2 separate regions of the Homo sapiens genome follow, and region 1 is linked to region 2. Evidence: chromatin loops called from intact Hi-C (ENCODE). Cell type or tissue: PC-3. All regions are shown on one strand. Links, peaks and the distances in the headings refer to the core of each region. The heading gives the core; the rest is flanking DNA.

What was found. Peaks named below come from ENCODE experiments on the same cell type or tissue, not always from the same donor. Only the 100,000 strongest peaks of a DNase experiment are listed, where the experiment ranks them.
Region 1: a loop joins it to region 2, with 2.5 times the contacts of the local background. A loop is called at or near these places in 10 of 110 quality-filtered maps.

The regions. Positions count from the first base shown.
Region 1 is chr6:3,378,264-3,387,658 of GRCh38, forward strand. The region is part of intron 3 of SLC22A23 (solute carrier family 22 member 23); the gene reads right to left. Among named protein-coding and RNA genes, the nearest start is that of SLC22A23, 74 kb to the right of the region's middle. In PC-3, for the core only: no CTCF peak of the experiment used is centred there; DNase peaks (open chromatin) are centred at 2,628, 4,268 and 5,418; H3K4me3 peaks cover 1,235 bases; H3K27ac peaks cover 3,372 bases.
Region 2 is chr6:3,439,177-3,448,571 of GRCh38, forward strand. All of the region lies in intron 1 of SLC22A23 (solute carrier family 22 member 23), which reads right to left. Among named protein-coding and RNA genes, the nearest start is that of SLC22A23, 13 kb to the right of the region's middle. RefSeq lists enhancers at 7,005-7,552, 7,553-8,099. In PC-3, for the core only: no CTCF peak of the experiment used is centred there; a DNase peak (open chromatin) is centred at 3,735; H3K27ac peaks cover 402 bases.

The DNA.
Region 1 (9,395 bases), core at 2,623-6,622, 60 kb before region 2:
TCAGAAGTCAACATGGCCCGAAGTCCATCAGGCATGGGTGGTGAGAACCAGGACCGTTCTCCCAGGAATAGAAGGGTGAAAGCACCTGCAGACCTCGGCCCGTGATTCAGCACTTACTCCTGAAAGACTTGAGGGTATTTTTAAAACTTTTTACAAAGCGACCATTGCTGCTGTTGCTACTGAGGCAACAGGGTAATTGTTTCCTTTGAAAAGCCATCACTTCCTCTCCTATTTTATGTGGTTCTTATCTGTCGACTGTGACTGGCTTTCACTACTTGAAGGGCATTAGACTGGAAGTCTAAGTTCTCACCCTGGCTCAGATACCATCTGTCCAGCCTTAGATATGCCTCTGAACCTCTCTCTGTGTCAGACTTTTTTTTTCTTTTCTTTTTTCTTTTTTTTTTTTTTTTTGAGATGGAGTTTTGCTCTTGTTGCCCAGGCTGGAGTGCAATGGCGTGATCTCGGCTCACTGCAACCTCCGCCTCCAGGGTTCAAGCGATTCTCTTGCCTCAGCCTCCTGAGTAGCTGGGATTACAGGCACCTGCCACCACACCCGGCTAATTTTTTGTATTTTTAGTAGAGATGGGGTTTCACCATGTTGGCCAGGCTGGTCTTGAACTCCTGATCTCAGGTGATCCACCTGCCTCAGCCTCCCAAAGTGCTGGGATTACAGGCTTGAGCCACCGCGCCTGGCCTCAGTGTCAGGTTTTAACATGAAGGAGGAGCTGAATCGTGGCCTGGGCTCTAAGTTGCAGGTCAGGCAAAACCTGTCTTTATGGGAGAGTTGTCTGGGCCTCCCTGCCAGCATGACACTTTTTGCCCTGTTTTCTCCACAGTGTAATTCTGGTGCCCTTAATGAGCTCTCTGGAGATTCTCTCCCATGGCTGGCCTGTCTCTGAGACAAGTTCTAGTCTCTGATGTTGAGTCTAGACCACAGCAACAATTCTAAAATGTCCTTCTCCTCCACCAAGGGGACTTCGGCTTCCCCCAATAAACATGCTCTTTCCTCTTGGCAAAAGTAGTTTAAAAACCTGCTGGATTTGGAGTTCTTTGAGGGAATGGTCTATCTTTTTAATGACTATCTATGAACTCAAAAAACCACCTAATGCTCCCTGATAAAGTTCAGAGTGTGCTTCTCATTGTCCAGAATGAGATGTGTATCTCCTGCTATGGAACGCTGTCACAGAACTATCGAACACCATGCAGCAAATTCAAGGCTTTACACTTGCAGGGCTTAGACAGGGGATTTGGGAGGTGTGCGAGGGTGGGCAGAGAGAAGGATAGACAGCGTTTTCCACGTGGTTTTGGATAGTTTAGCTTAGGTGAAAGAGAAAGGCAAACAAACATTTTGGGGACTGAAATGCTGCCATTTGTTCCTTTCCCCCAATACTAAAATTCTCCCACCAAGACTACCCTCGCTTCATATCACCTTGAACACAAGTTGAAAACCTAAACCTTTGCAGCATGTGCTTACGTAGAAACTTATGCAATTCAAACAGAAGTCATGCAGCTGGGACGGGCTCAGATTGCCTGATGACTACTCAACGAGCTGCCCTCAGCTCCCAGCAGGGGCTTCAAAGGGTTCCTGTGGTTTCATTTATTAGGGATGATAAATATTGTGCACACATTTCCCCAGTATCAGGGATCTTAGAACAGGATCAGTTTAAATCTTTGGAGAGAAAGGAGTGTGGATGCGTGTGTGTGTGTGTGTGTGCACGTGCGTGCATCTGTACACATGCCTGTGGGAGAGATAAAGAGAGGAAATGTGAGAACATAATGAGGGATGAGGGGGCTAGAGGGTGAAGAGTACAGAAATCCCAAACAATCTCTGTTAAAGACATAAATAATAGAATATGAATTCTAAGCCAGAGTAGCGCTTGATATCTGAACAACACTGACTCCATAGGGGTGAGTGGCTTACCCAAACTCAACAAGGTGAGCAGGCTTTAGAAACATTTAGATGAAAGCTTCAAACTGAAATGAATTGGTCTGGGTGAACAGGCATGATAGCCTTGACTATAACCCCTCCACTAACCTATCTTGACATAGTTAAGTAAGATAGTAGTATAAGGCTGAACTATTTCAAACCACAATAATAAGGAATTGGTAAGAAGAATATTCCAGGGAATAACTAATTTGGATGCATCAGCTAATAGTATTTCCATACATCTGAGTGGCCCAACAATGGCCTGACCAATGAATCAAACATTTATTGACATTATCATGAAACTAGGCATTCCGGTAGATTTAAATCAATATGTACAAAGTCCTGTGAAACCGGACTCTATTTTGGAACTTCCTATTTACTCTCTACAAAACTCTATACACCCAAAGTCAACACTAACATCCTTTCATGCTAGTACTAACTCACATTAAGTTATTAAAAAAAAAAATCAAGCTATTAGCAAGGACGGGGAAAACTGCAGTGAGTTTGTGTATCAGCCACAAGCTGTGTTGCACTGAAGTAACAACTTTTTAAAATCTCAGAGGCTGAAAATGCCAACAGCTTATTTCTTATTCACAATACATGCCTATTGAGGGCTGGTGGGTCTCTGCTTGTCATTGTCACGTGGGGATGCAGGCTGACGGAGCAGCTACCATTGTGAATGCTGCTGGCCGGCATCCAGGAGGCCTAGCAGGTCTCTTACAGGTAACTGAATGCTCCAGCCCAGAAGTGACAGGTCACTTCCACTCGCAGCTCATTGGTCAGGACCAGTCACAGGAATCTGCCTAACCTCATGGGCATTTTGAAATCTCTTCAACTTTTTGAAACTGCTTCAGAGATGCCTCGTATGTGAAGGCACTGACACCACGTCCTGGGTGCTTTGTGTCCTTAGGGGAATGGCTGATGTCTCTAGGCCACTTTCTGTGTCTCCTTCATCAGAGCCCGAGAACCATCAAAAGGACTAACTGAAGTCCCTTCCCGTGGCTATCTCTCTGCCAGGCATGGGGACACCACATCTCCCCAGCCTGCTGGGGCCTCTCTGTGGGGAGGTGAGGAAGAGAAGCCTGCCTTAGTGAGGTCCATCTGCCCATTAACCACAGCACTGTAGTACAGTGGGGGCTCAGCCATCTTCAACTTTATACTCTGATCTTTTTGGGGACCTTTCCCTAGGACACCTTTTGTCTATTCTGCCATAGGTTGGGCAGGATCAACTAACTACAGGACAGCAGAATGGGGCTGACTGAGTAGCCTCAGTGGTGAGGCGTTTCAGGACCAGTCCCCAATAAAAATTAACAACAGCCAGGCTTAAAATATCAGCACAGCCACTGTGATAAACCATGTCGCAGAGAAGAGTGGGGACTCTCCAGCCAGACACGCTGTGCTCCCAATCCCAGCTCTACAGCCTTCCAGCCAAGCAAGCCTGGCCCAGCGCCCTGCCTTCTCTCTGCTCCATTTACCATCTGTGCGAGGGGGACAGTAGTGGAATTTATTTCTTACAGGCTTATGGTGAGAATGGAATCAGGAGAAAAGAGCTAGAACAATGCCTGGCAGTGCACAGTAAAGTCCCTAGTTCCTTTTCTTATCAGCATCCTCTTGGCCTCCCTCAGCCACGCTCCTTTCAGACTCATTTGCTGCCACCATGAGCAAGACACACCCCTCACAATGATTTTGTGAGACAGGCATGCACCCTGCTTAAAGAATGAGAAGACTATGAGTGACCCAGATTCCCATCTGTCTGCCCCAGGCCCATGCTCTTTCCCTGCAATGTTCCGCCTCACTTACCCTGATGTCACGATGACAAGGGGGTCCACTTTAACATAAGGGGAATAACTCAGTGGAGGTGGATCCTCCACTTGTACTTAGAGCTCTTCAAGGATGCTGCTCTGCTCTCTCAGTTCAACAAAGATAAGTCAATATTTTCTCCATGAGAATCTATTCTGCATGCTTGACAGAGTGACAGGGTTGAGCCACCAACTCTTAGTCCTCAGTATGCACAGCCAGCCAGGCTCAAGCCTCAGATGCTGGAGATGAATCAGGGAAGAAAGTGTCAGATGAAGGACAGTGAGGTGAATAGCTAAACTCTGTCCCAGCCTAAAATTCAAATCTCATGGTAGTATTTTTAGTTGTGGCTTTGTAACGTAGTTTACAATGCATAACATACTGACCCTTAAGATGCACTTACGCCCTAGTCTGAAAATTGCTACCTTTCTCCCTCAACTTTTATTTTGCCTCAAGGCCTTATGAGGTATCACAAGCTCAGCTTTATCCTTGCCTGTACTATTAATAGACTGGGCGAGTCCCCCTGGGCTCTGTGATCAAAGTTTCCCATCTCTGACCTAGTAGCAACATTGTCCTTCCTTCCAACCAGGTGAGTCATCTACGACAGAGGTTGGCAAACTATAGCCTGTGGGACAAATTTGGCCCACTGCCTGCTTTTGTTAATAAAGCTTTATTGTAACACCCATTTGTTTACATATCATCTATGGCTGCTTTATGTTATGGTGGCAGGATTAAGTAGCTGTGGCAAAAAACATATGGCCTGCAAAGCCTAAAATATTTGCCATCTGGGACATTACAGAAAAAGTTTGTTGAGTCCTAGTCTAGTATTATAGCAAGGGAAGGTGTAGGGAGGAAAGAGCTCTTGCCAAAGAAGGGCATTGCTGCTGATTACTGATGGAATGATGGAATGGTAAACTCACTCATTGTTTACAGACAGACTCTCAGACCAAAGGGTATGCACTTCATTTAACAAACATTTTCTTATGCCAGATCCTAAGACATAACAACGAGCAAGATAAACTCCTTTTGGAGACTAAAATTGTGTGTTAGGGTGAAGATGGGGGTGTAAGGGAAAGAGAAGGAATAGAGAGATGTATAAAAGCAATGACAGCCCAAATGATAGCAGCATATTCAGACAGCAGAGAAACAAACAAATGATAAAGCTATAAAGATCAACACAGGCGGCATCTCAGAAATAATGCTGAGTGAAAGATAACGTATGGAGGAACACACACGGTATGATTTGACTTATTAAAAATGCAAAACTAAATGATGTACTGTTTATGCATACTAACAGATGAGGTAAAATAATAAAGAAAAGGGAACAAATAACACAAAATTCTGGCTGGTTTTTTCTCTGAGGGTGGGGCTGGGGAGGGACACCCAGGGTGCCTGAAAGGCACCAAAGCCGGGTAGTGAGTACATGAACGTGCACGGTGTAGAATCCTTTATAGCTGACATATATCTTATTAGTATTTTTATATCTACTCCGTGGTTAAATAAAACCAAACCATGTTGAACACAGAGTCAGTGTGACGAGCGCTATGATTCTGTGACTAGGACAGTGGAGAGTGCTACAGGCACACGGAGGAGGGGCCTCTGACTCTGATGTGAGGGGTCAGAAGAAAATCCCTAGAAAAAGTGGCGCCAACCTTATCTGAGGACTTTATGAGCAAACTTCACCCTGAGAAAAAGTCACAGGAGAGTGTTCTGGCGAAAGTCCAGTGATGACACAGATTGCAAGGTTTTCAAGGAACTGATACCAGCTCAGCAAAACAGGCAGAGCAAGTGAGGTGGGGGCGGGCGACGGGGCTGAGAGGGCCCCCTGAGGTCCTACTATGCGCCTGACCAGCCACAGAAAGCCTTTATTCTAAAAGCAATGAGAGCCTTTGAAGGATTTATGGTATGGAGTAAAGTGACATGATCAGAGCTGCCTTTTTACAAGATTCTTCTGGCTGTGGCAACATCAGCTTCCTCTGGTACCCTAAAGTCCCTCAGGTTTCTGCTGGGTTGAGACCGGTGCCAGCTCCCGGATGTCCGCAGTAATGATGTACACCCCTATTACTTGAGAAGAACAAAAACGGTGCCAGGCCAAAATTGCATGAGGTGCTTCATTATCATAGCAGATGCTTATAGACTGCTACAAGCAGGAGAAAACATTTTTGTATAAATTGACTTTTAGTACATTGAATTAAATATTCATGCACCTGTAGGGCTGCAATTGTAAAGACATCTCACAGTGAATCTTTGCAAAGTGGTTGCTCCTTCTCTAAAGTAAACAATCTCCTATCATACGTCTGCTTTATAAAAATAGGTTTTAATCTCAGACTCATGTTAAATAAGCATTTCTGTCTAAGAATGTTTCTTAATCCTTTAAAAGTATAGATAAGTAAAAATTACGAATGCTGTAAATACTTTATAAATACTTCTAAATCATATCAGTGGGAAAATCACTTAAAAAACACATTTTCCTGGTGGCAAGAATAAACATGGAGGTAGATAATGATACAAAGAAAATAAATCACGGAACAGAGCTGCCTTTTGGTTTCATCATCACACTACCTAGTTTGAACTTGAACCTTAATTACCAAATAATTACCACATTCTTTTTGCTTGTTATTTCTATTTTTAAAAATGTCAATAAAAACTTTTATTCATTAATGCTTATGGTAAGTTAAGCCAGAACCTCACAGATAGCCTCCAAAGAACACAGTGATTTTAAAAGTCCCCCAAATCATATGATCCAGCATTTCTACTTCTGGGTATAGTCCTTCAAGAACTGAAAGCAGGAACTCAAAAACACACACATGTGTTCACAGCAGCAGTATTCACAATAGCGAGAATGTGGAAGCAACCTAAGTGTGAATGGGTGAACAAAATGTGGCCTATCCATACGATATAATACGATCCCGCCTTAAAAAGGAAGGGGATTCTCATATCTGCTGCAACATGTCTGAACATGGAGGACATTATGCTCAGTGGAATAAGCCAGTCACAGAAAAACAAATGCTGTATGAATCCATTTATATGAGGCACTAGTGTAGTGAAATCCATAGAGACAGAAAGGAGAACGGCGGTTACCAAGGGCTGGGGAGAGGAGGGAGAATGGGAATTTGTTGTTAAATGGGTGCACTTTCAGTTTGGGAAGATGAAAAGAGTTCTGGAGATGGATGGTGGTGAGGGGTGCCCTAGAGGGTGAATGAACTTAATGCCACTGAACCATACACTTAAATGGTTAAGATGGGCTGGGCACGGTGGCTCATGCCTGTAATCCCAGCACTTTGAGAGGCCAAGGTGGGTGGATCACTTGAGGCCAGGAGTTTGAGACCAGCCTGGCCAACACAGCAAAATCCTGTCTCTACTAAAAATACAAAAAAAATTAGCCGGGTGCGGTGGCCCATGGCTATAGTTCCAACTACTTGGGAGTCTGAGGCACAAGAAGTCCTTGAGTCTGGGAGGCAGAGGTTGCAGTGTGCAGAGATGGTGCCACTGCACTCTAGCCTGGGCGACAGAGCAGAACTCTGTCTCAAAAAACAAAAAAAAAGGTTAAGATGGTAAATTTTATGGTATGTGTATTTTACCATGATCAAACAGAAAGTTGTAAAACACAGGTGCCTTAGCTGAACCACACAACTGACAAGTTTACTAAAAATTAGCTTTGTCCCCTACTGTTGGAGCTAATTGTCTGAGTTCCCTTACAAGTCTGGGCTCCTTGGGGAAGTCCTCTGAAGTCACAGCCCATGCTCAGTGCCAGCCACTCCTGACCAGGGCTGCCCACAAACACATGTGCCTGCAACTGGCCCATATGAAAAACAAAAACTCCCTGTCCTCAAAACAAACAACATTCCTCAGAGAGCACTCTGTTACCAGGACAGAGAGACGTATTAGAGCTAGAATACTGCAAAGGGAAATGTGGTCATCTCATTTTTTTTCACAGTTCTTTTCCAAAAAGAACATCCACAGAATAGCCTATTAGGCTGCCAAGATACTGCAACAAACACCCAAGCCCCGCATTTGAGCAGGACGCTGCCAGATGTGACACATCTCACTCTAAATGATGCGGCTCTCAAATTCCCCATTCATGCCCATTCCTGTGGTCACTGATGAGGGGACTTCAATCGGCTTGAAGAACTCACACCTTTCCACACCCCTCCCGGGTGTCTCATTACCTGACGAGGTGGATTTATTAATGATCTGGGTTGACATTAGCTGGGAGCATCACAGGGAAGCCAGTGTGCCCTGACAGTGCACGGTTAGGGGTTTAGAAACCCAAGGCAGGGGAGGTAGGAAGGGGAGGCAGAAAAGGCTGCTCAGGGTGGCGGTGGCCCAAGCTGGAGGGCAGACAAGCCTCAGGCTGGAGAGCGAAGGAGAAGGGAGAGCACGCTTGCTCTGTGTACGCCACACGCACAACCAGCCCTGGGGTCCCTGGATGTGGCACCAGGAGTTGGTGCTTCTCTTTCCTCCTCAAGAAGTTGGCTTCTCTGGAAAGTGGGGGAGGGTCTGAATAAAGCAGCCAACAGGAGGCTCCGGGTTCTGAGGCAGCCTTGTTCTTCCAGACACAGAGGAGGCTGGCACTGCCAGGCTTGGAGGCTGCTTGCTCCTCAGTAGCCGTGCCAAGCGTGGCTGGGGACAGCCCGAGAGCTCAGAACGGCCTTCCAGGGCCAACCCTCTTGCTCTACAGATGAAAAGAGTGAATCCAGGACTGCCGGGGACCTGCCCCAGGGTCACCCAGCGTGGGAGGGGTGGAGGCGGCAGTGGGACTGGGTCTCCCACCCAGGGCACCACTGGAAGGACATCTGGAAAGTCTGCATACTCTGATGCTGACACACGGACCTGGCAGCAACATGGGGAACAAGGACTTGCTTCCACAGGGCCGGCACCCCAGGGCGGGGCAGGCACCCCAGGGTGCAGCAGGCCTTTCTCTGGTTCGTCACTCAGACCACCACTCCAGCCTTTGAAATCAACAACAACCACACACAACTCTTCTCTTCCAACCTCACCCAGATTTTCACCTTTGTTTCTCAGAAAAACCCTACTAACCTTTAAAAAATACACACGTTTAGAAGAGACAGCTTTTTGAGGAGTGAGGAGGTAAACAGCAGTGTACCTAGCCACATGGATTATCTGCCCTTCATAGCTGTGAGTCCCTTTGCTGAAGAAATAAAGTGACTCACTCCTAACAAACTAAGTGGAGAAAGGGAAAACTAGTAACTGCAGAGGAGAAGCCTGGCAGACCCCATCTCAACTGAGGAAGGTTAGCGTGACCAGTGACAGCTCACGCTGACGTCAGAGCTCCTGCCTCGATACGACGCCATGAGCAGGGTGGTGCTCTTCCCCCTAGTCTGATCAAGAGAAAGTATCAGACAGACCCACATCGAGGGGCATTCTGCAAAATACCAACCCGTTACACCACTGTCCTCATCACAGTGTTAAGGTCACAAAAGACAAACCCAAGGAACTGTCACAGATCAGAGGCGACTGTGGAGACACAGCTACATTTAATAGAGTGTTCTGGAACAGAAAAAGGACAGTAGAGAAAACACTGGTGAGATTCAAGGAAAGTCCGTCGTTTAGTTAGTCCCACGACAACGTCCGTTTCTCAGCTCTGGGGACCGTAGCGTGGTTATGTGAGTTCACGTTAGCGGAAGGCGGGTGAGTGAAGGGCTTACAG
Region 2 (9,395 bases), core at 1,927-5,926:
ACCCCTGCCTCTACCCACCAGGCGCCAGTAGCACCCTCCCCCCATGCCCCCAAAGGTGTGACAACAACGACAAAAATGTCTCCAGACATTGCCGAATGTTCTCTGGGAGCAAAATCATACCCCGTGGAAAGTGTCCAGAGAACTTCTTTTAAACGATGGATGCTGGGGTCCTACAGGCATTTCTGAAAGTTCCCCAGGGTGACTCTAAGTGCACCGGAGCCACTGCGGCCCTGGACGAAGATGGGCCCGTTCCACGTGAAGAAAAGGCTCTGTGACCTACCTAAAGTTCTGAACAGCAGTGGTTTAAAGACATAATCAACTCCAGAGCCCAGTATGATCCACCCAAGTTTGATTAGTTGCCATTTCAGATAAGCTACATAACTCTTCTTAATCTTCAATAGCTCACTGAAATGTGACTTTAGGTTTGAGCCAACTTACGAATCTGTCCTCTTTTATTCTTGTCATCTTAGAATTAAGCCATCCAACCTCACTCAAATGAGAGCAAAACCCTTTCGCCACCTCCTTACTGGCACCATGCAGGAAGTGTTTACAGAGTACCTGCTAGGCCCAGGGGCTGAGGATATATATTCAGGCCAGGACAGCAGGGGTGGGAAACGGGAAGGGAGGAAGAGGGAGCCAAGAAGGTCTGAAGGAGGCAACAGGATGGAGGGGTGGACTCTGGGCTGAAAGAAGAGCATGGGGGAACACAGCATTGTTTGGGAAATAAACAAATCGGTGGGTGGAGCTCTGGGGTCCCTGTGGGGATGATGGGGATGGAGGCAGGAGAGGCAGGCAGAGACCGTGAAACCTACCACCCAGGCCCAACTTCACCTTAAAGGTCATGGAGAGCCACGGAGGATTTGAAGCAAGGGAGTGATAAAGAGCCACTCAGCTAGGGTCCAAGGACCAAAACACTGGGATTTAGGGAAAAGGCACAGATAAGATCAGGTACCACAAGAGAGGGCCAGTCCAGCAGGTTGGGGAATGCACAGGCCTAGGGCTTCAGGGAACTATCCCGGGTGCAGATACAGATCAGAGCTGCCCTGCTCAGGGTCCATGCTGGAGCTCTGCTGTCATGAGCTGTACTGTCCCCTCAAAGCTCCAGCGTTGAAGCTGTAACCCCCAGGACCTCAGAATGTGACTGTGTTTCAAGAGTGGGCTTTTAAAGAGGGTAGTAAGGTCAAATGCAGCTATTAGGGTGGGTCCTGATCCAATTCGACTGGGGTCCCTATAAGAAGAGGAGATGAGTGGCCGGGTGCGGTGGCTCATGCCTGTAATCCCAGCACTTTGGGAGGCCGAGGCAGGTGGATCATGAGGTCAGGAGTTCGAGACCAGCCTGGCCAAGATGGTGAAACCCCATCTCTACTAAAAAATACAAAAATTAGCTGGGCACGGTGGCGGGCGCCTGTAATCCCAGCTACTCGGGAGGCTGAGGCAGGAGAATAGTTTGAACCCAGGAGGTGGAGGTTGCAGTGAGCTGAGATCACACCACTGCACTCTAGCCTGGGCAACAGAGCAAGACTCCGTCTCAGAAAAAAAAAAAAAAAGAAGAGGAGATGAGGACGCAGACACACACAGAGGGAAGACTGTGTGAGGACACGAAGACAGCCATGTAACAAGCCAAGGAGAGAGGCCTCAGGAGAAACCAATCCTGCTGAACCTTGGTCTTGGACTTCCAGCCTCCAGAACTGTAAGGAAATACATCTCTGCAGTTGAAGCTGCCCGTCTGTGGTATTCTGCAGCCCTAGAAACTCACCCAGGGAGGTCAACTGAAATTCCTGAGCAGTTGTGTGGGGTCCGGCATCAGGCAAGCCTGACAGCCTCTGTAGTGGAGAGACCACATGGTGCTGGGCTGGGGCCTGTAGGAGGCAGGAGCACTGGGCACTGGGCAGAGAAGGTGCTTGGCAGGAGCTCAGACATGTCGAGAGGGAGAGGGCTGTGGCCCCCAGGTAGGACCATGGGGCCTACCACAGTTTTGTGATGGGGGCTCGTTCAGGTGGTTTTCAAGAGGCATTGAGTAACATGGGTGTGTCCTGGAGGTACAGCGCCTCAGGGGCTGGCTTGAGGGGCTGTGGACAGACCCTTTGGGTGGACACGAGCCCTTCTCTCCTGGATCTCTCCCATCAAGTCCTAAAATCTCGTTCTTCCATCATTTCCTTACTTACAAAGTTCAGGAGACTCATTGTCTACTGGGGGAAAAAAATCAAGCTATGCCGAAGGCTGACTCTATGGCTTTGTAGGGGGGCCTTGCAGGGTCAGGACCCATGCCCTCCTCTAGGCCACGTCCTCTCTGCACTCTGCACATGTCCCTTCCCCACCTTCATCAGCTCCTCACAGAAGAGGTCCTCTCTCAATCCTTTCAACTGCTCAAACCCAAGCCCTCCTTGGGGATAGCTCAGATGCCACAGCCCCCTGGGCTTCCCTGCCCACTGACGGAAGCGACTCCTCTGCGCCCCTGCACCTTGTCCTGTTCTTGGGCCAAGGCACCTCACAGTGCACTGCACCTGCCCTCCTGGGATGTGCTCGGTTCACCCCCCACCCTCAGCTCCCATTCCCTGCCCCGCTCATCCTGTGCCGCATGCCAGGGATATTCAATTTCCCAACCGTCTCCGGCTACATGAGGAGCTCCCTTCTCCAGGGCAGACACGATCTTCTACCCATCTGTGACACCAGCCCAGGGCAGATGTTCTGAGAGGAAGACAGGGACACCACGCAAGCAGCTGCAGCACTGCCTCTGAAGGGGAGGGCACGGGAGGGATGGAGGGATTGTCCGGAACTGTCTTCAAGAAGGAGGGCATCACCCAAGTTCCCAGCCGCACATGCACCATAGCCAAGGGGTAGAGGCGACCCAAGTGTCTGCCGATGGGTGAACAAACAAACAGAATGTGGTGCAGGCACACAATGGCGTATTCCTCAGTCTAAGGCAGGCAGGAAACGCTCACACACGCTACCACATGGATGAGCCTTGAAGACATCACGCTGAGCGACATGAGCCAGTCACAAAAGGACAAATGCTCTATTTATATGAGGTACCCGGAGTAAGCAAATTCAAAGAGGCAGAAGGTAGCGTGGGGTTGCCAGAGGAGGGGAATGGGGAGCTGGGGTTTCATGGGGACAGTTTCAGTTTGGGAAGATGGAATTGTTCTGGAGATGGATGATGGTGCCAGCTGCACAACAATGAGGATGCACCTAAAGCCACAGAACTGTACACTGAAAAATGGCTAAAATAGTACATTTTATAATTTATAGTTTTACCACAATTACAAATAAAGACAAGTTTTAAAAAGAGTAGGACAAAGACTATCCGCTTACTGCAGACGCTAAAGTATATCCATCTGAGAACAGTGGAGTTCCTCAACACATAGCAATCAAGGGCGCCCAATTTGTAAAGCATCTTGTAAACACATGCAAAAGGCAGCTTTTCATCTAATCTGGGAGGAAACACTCCATAGTGCAAATTACGATGCTAAGTACATAACCCGTCCATAATACAATATGACCACTGGGATGCTTGTGGCTGTTTTAAGCCAGCATTATCTCCCTTGCACCTATTTTTAAAATGATTCTAAGAAATAAAGCACGACTGTTAGCTAGTTGAATTAAATTACATAAAGGATTGACCCTCCTCCCCACTTTATTTAAAAAAAAAAAACACCTGATAAACACTTAACTAGCATTCCTACGACTTAACATCCTTAACCACACATCTCTGTGACTCAGCTCTTTGGTTCTCTGTTCAGATAAGTAAAGCAACTGTCTCAACTTTGAGAGAGCGGCATTTTCAAATGGAAGACTGCTCCCTGGCTCCTTCATGCCATTGCACACCTTGAGCTAACCAAACATCCCAAACAAAATTGCTCAGGGCTCTGTAAAGCTGTTCCCTGGGAAAAGTAGGCCCTCAAAAAGTGTGTTTTGCTTTTTACCAAAAGAAATCTAGAAAAAGACATGAAGTACAATGGAGGAGAGGCAGAGAAGTTACTGAGAAACAAGGAAGACAGACTGGGAAAGGCTTGGGGAAACCCTTGCCTAGCTCTGCAGTGGTGACAACACACTTTGTCAACAAGGGACTCTGCATTTTTATTTTCCACGGGGACCTGCGAATTATGTAGCTGGCCCTGACTAGAAGAAATGTTTGGAAAGCAGGAGACTGGCCCTGTGTGAAGGCAGGGGTGGGAGTGACAATTGGCAACACTGTGTTGGTGACTGTCCAACGGCTCCTTCCAAGATCCCTGGGTGATCTGGAGCTAATATCTAAGGCCATGTTTAATTATTCCTAGAAGAGAAGCCTCAGGAGGTATGTTCCTGCTAATTCCACACTCAGCTCAAGTAGCCAGCAGGTGAGTTACATCCTGAGTCTCTGGGAGGGAAAAGAATACTTTGTTTAAAGCATTTAGTGGTTAAATCATCAATACTCAATTACCCTCAATTAATTGCCAGAAACATCTGCCTATAACCCCTTCCACCCCAGCTTGAAGAACAGCCGGAACCATATCCTGTCACACCGTTTGAAGGAGTCCCCAGCCCTGCGTAACCTCACTCCCTGCTCCAAAACCTCCTTTCCCTCACCCCAATCCATGCTGGGAATCAGATTTGCACCCAGGAAGCTGGAGTTGGACAGAGAGATGCTGACCTCTGTGTTGGCCGTTGCTTGACCAGGGATCACATGAGCAAAAGCATCAGGCGAAGCCAGTTTGAAGTGGGAACCGAGCTCACTTCTGGAGAATGGGATGAGAAGATATAGCTTCTGAGTGTCCTAAAAGACACTCCCCACCCCACTTTGTGATCTCAGATCCCACCTTCCACCTGCTGCCCTGCATCTTTCCAAGAAATTCCTTTTATATTTTGTTAATGTAATTTAAATTTGTTTTAGTTACTTGTAGCCAAAAGAGACCGAAGAGAGGTCTGACAGGATACAATACCATGCAGATGCCATGGGTGGGCGCGTGCTGGCGGTATCCTCTCACAGCAATGGTTTATTTTAGAGGAATCCACTTCATGCACTCAACAGCCCCTGCCCTTTCCCAGACAAATAGGTCCCTGTCAATCTCTAAATCACTTGTGTGGAGGGAGATCTGCTCATCAATAGTGACACAAAGAACAAAACAACTAAACCCCAGCCTGCAGAAGATTAAGGTTTCTACAATACTGAGGTCAAAGTCCATGGCATCCCATAAAATCTCAGCTGCAAGTGGGAAGGGGCCCCAGCCCTTTCTCCAGTTTTCAACTTGCCCCTACGTTTGCTCTCTGAGCTCTGCTGCTATGAGCTCAAAGTCACCAACAACTCGTCTCTCAAATTCCACTCTCTCTGAGCCATATGTTCACGCAGCACACCCAAGCCAGGCTTTCAAACACATGCAGCTCATCTTCCACTCAATGGCATAAACTCAGATTTCTGGCCTGAGAACTCCAGGAGGCAGTGAAGCGCCAGGCAGAGCCCCACTCTCCCGGCCTTGGCTAACCAGGCCTTGGCTACCCAGGAAGGTCCCCTGGCTTTCTGATCCCGGCCTCTCTCTGAGCCCTGTGGCCCGGTGACCTGTTTTGTTTTCAGGTTGGAACTTAGACACATAAACCCTGTAGAGGGTGCTTTTTGGTGGGGCTCCTCCCATCACCCTGGATGCAGGCTTCCTGTCTGAAGGGCATACCTGGCTCCGAACATCATCGGTTTCTGGGTGAAGGCGGCAGACACCTGGCAGCGCCCAAGGAATAAATCGCCCTTCCAGGTGTGGCCTTCAGCTCCTCCCCCCTCAAAGTGCTTCTCAGACGACTCATCCCGGTCGTCCTCACCCCACCAAGGGGAGGAAGGAAGGCACCTGAGGCTTCCAGGGTGGGGGCTGTTTGCCAGGTACGTGGGGGTGGGGCACGCTTCCCAGTGTTCTGCGTCTGTCCTCACAATGGCCCTCAAGGTCAGGCAGCACTGACCGCATTCTACCATTGAGGAAACAGGTGCAGTAATGCTCTGGGAGAGAGACCCATGACAAGTGGCAGAGTTGGGGCTGCAAGCCAGGCCTGCCACTCTTGCCCCCCTTTATTTTTTTTTTTTGAGACAGAGTCTCACTGTGTCCCCCAGGCTGGAGTGCAATGGCGCCATCTTGGCTCACTGCAACTTCCGCCTCCCAGGTTCAAGCAATTGTCCTGCCTCAGCCTCCTGAGTAGCTGGGATTACAGGCACGCACCACCATACCCAGCTAATTTTTGTATTTTTAGTAGAGACCAGGGTTTCACCATGTTGGCCAGCTGGTCTCAAAACTCCTGACCTCAGGGGATCCACCTGCCTCGGCCTCCCGAAGTGCTGGGATTACAGGCATGAGCCACTGTGCCCGGCCACTCTTGCCCTTTTCATGACATCAAGTTCAGATGAGTTCAGACATTTATGGTGTTAACCTCATAAAGTCAAAGAGCTTCAGGAGGGGAGAGAGACGGGCATCCTTCCAACCAGGGTCCAGTGAGGGCTTGGATAAGGGGACAGCTGGTTGCCGTCCTTCAGATGGAGACTGAGCTGACCTGAGGGATGAGCAGGAACCAAGGGGCTGAAGGAAGGAGGGAAGGGGCTCGAGCAAGTGGAATAGCATGAGCAAGGCACAAGGCAGTGAGAGAGACCGGGCTGGGAACTATTAATATATACAAGATGCCCCCTACAACAAGGAGGGGTGGCAGGGGAGGAGAGGAAAGACATGTGGGGCTCAGGGCTGAGGGCACCCTTGATGGGTGCTGCAGTGATGGGGAGCCATGGAAGGCTTCAAGCAGGGAAGTGATGTGGGCAGGTTTCCATCTTATTTTCTGTCTCTCGGGCCTGTGGTGTTAAAAGCAGCAAGACAAGATGGGGGCCTGGCTAGCCGGGACTAAGAAGACAGAGAGTAGAGAAATCTGCCCAGAGAGGTGTTCTGCGGAAGTCCACCCATGCAAAGCCACAGCTGAACTGTCCAGAAACCCAAACATACAGCAACCACCATTCTCAAGCACAACGGGAGGGTCACCTCTGAAAGGCCAGCGCCAGGGAGAAGTCACAAAGGGTGGGAGCCCCTGCCAGCCCTTCCCAGCCCCTCTCCCATGGTAAGGGCCACTCTGGGGCAGAGGATAAGGAGAACTGAATTCAAACCCTAATAGGTTGGTGGCTTTGGACAAGCCAATGGCCCTCCAGCTCAGCCTTCTCATCTAAACTGAAGGCTTGGACTAGATAATCATATTAAACATGGCCACGCCCAGGACAATCTTTTACCTAGACTAAGCAATTAGCAAAGGCAAAGCCAGCTGAATTTGAAGGCAAATTCTAGCCCCATGGTTTCACATATCTGGGTCTTTCAGCTGTGTGGAAACTTAATTAGCATCCTCCCTTGTTGAGTAGGAGGGCCAGAGAAAATGGCAGAACACGCCAAAGGCCCCGAGTTTTCTATCGACAGCCCTGGGAACAGGCTCAGGCCCCCTTGTCTGGCCTCTGAGCTTCCAGTAGGACTTCCCACTATTCATCCCCAGAACCCCTGCGCAGGCCAGCATGTCTGCTTCCCAAACAGGCCCAGTTTCCTCCAGAACCTCTGGTCAGGCTGCCTTTCCCTGTCAAAAGCTCTCCTCCCTCCCCTCTGCCTATGGGTGGCTACAGAGCCCCAAGTCTCCATCGTACGTGCGGTGTTTGGGCCCAGGCCCTCGTCTCACTCCACATGCCCTCCATTGAAGCCCTCCATTCCCAAGGCCTCACCTCAGCTGGCTAAGGGCATCTCCCTGGTATCTCCCGAGAGTGTCTGCCTCCCCGTCAGCCCTGGGGGAGTTATCAGCATCTTCTACAGGCCTCGCTGGCTTTCTCCTGTGCACTCAGCACAGCCTCCCCTCCCCACCACGCGAGATCTCACTGCAGCCAGAGAGGTCTTTTCAAAAATACGAACTCTGACTGCATCATATCCCTTATCCCACTTAATACTCTTTAATGGTTTTCCTTTGCTCTAAAATTAGAGGAAAAGTTCTTAGCACGGTTTATAAGCCATCGCCACCCCCCATTCCCATATCAATTGCTATCAATTCCAGGCCCTACACACCACAGGGCCTTTGCAAGTGCCATTTGCTGTCTCTGGAAAACACACACATCTCTCCTCTTTTGCCTCTCTCTCTACCTCCTACTCAAACCTCAGCTCTCATCTCAGATGTCACTTTCTTACATAGACCAGTCTGTCTAGGTCAGGGTTTTGTTGTTGTTGTTCTAGTCTCTCAATTCCCTTTCTTTCTACACGCTTAACTCACTTTGTAATGAAAAGATTATTACTTGATCAGTTTGGGTGTGCCTTCCCCAGAAGTCTCTAAGCTCTATGGAAGCTGAGCTGTCTACTTTCACATATCATTGTATCCCCAACACATAGCACAATGCTCAGCTCAGAACAGGCACTCAAATCTGTGAAAAGGAGGAGAGAGGAAAGAAACTTTCTTTTTTTTTTTTTTTTTTTGTCTGAGACAGAGTCTTGCTCTGTTGCCCAGGCTGGAGTGCAGTGGTGCAATCTCGGCTCACTGCAAGCTCCGCCTCCCGGGTTCACGCCATTCTCCTGCCTCAGCCTCCCAAGTAGCTGGGACTACAGGTGCCCGCCACCACACCTGGATAATTATTTGTATTTTTAGTAGAGATGGGGTTTCACTGTGTTAGTCAGTATGGTCTCCATCTCCTGACCTCATGATCCACCCACCTCGGCCTCCCAAAGTGCTGGGATTACAGGCATGAGCTACCATGCCTGGCCTCTCTCTCTCTTTTTTTTTTTTTTTTTTTGAGATAGATGGAGTCTCACTCTGTTGCCCAGACTGGAGTGCAATGGCGCAATCTTGGCTCACTGCAACCTCTGCCTCCTGGGTTCAAGCGATTCTCCTGCCTCAGCCTCCTGAGTAGCTGGGATTACAGGCACCCACCACCATGCCCAGCTAATTTTTGTATATTTAGTAGAGGCGGGGTTTCACCATGTCGGTCAGGCTGGTCTTGAACTCCTGACCTCAGGTGATCCACCTCCCTCGGCCTCCCGAAGTGCTGGGATTACAGGCGTGAGCCACCGCGCCCGGCCAAAAAAATTTTTTCAAGTGGTCCAGGGTCACACTCATTAGTGTGATAAATGTTTAACAACCGGCTCTATGAAGAAAAAAAACCCTGATCTCCACTGTTTGCCAATTCCTATGGTGTAAATGCTCCCACCATGGTGAATTTCAAGCTGCCAGCATGACATTACTGAATGTGAAGTTGGATAGACACGTGCAGCAGGCTCAGAGTCAATAGAAGCCAAGCTGGCTCCCACACACCACCAGTTTGTGGCAACCTCAGGACAAAGATTCAGAAAGTCCACCATGTTTTTTTGTTTTTTGTTTTTTGTTTTTTGAGACGGAGCCTGGCTCTGTCCCCCAGACAGTTAGTGCAGTGTTGTGATCTCCGCTCACTG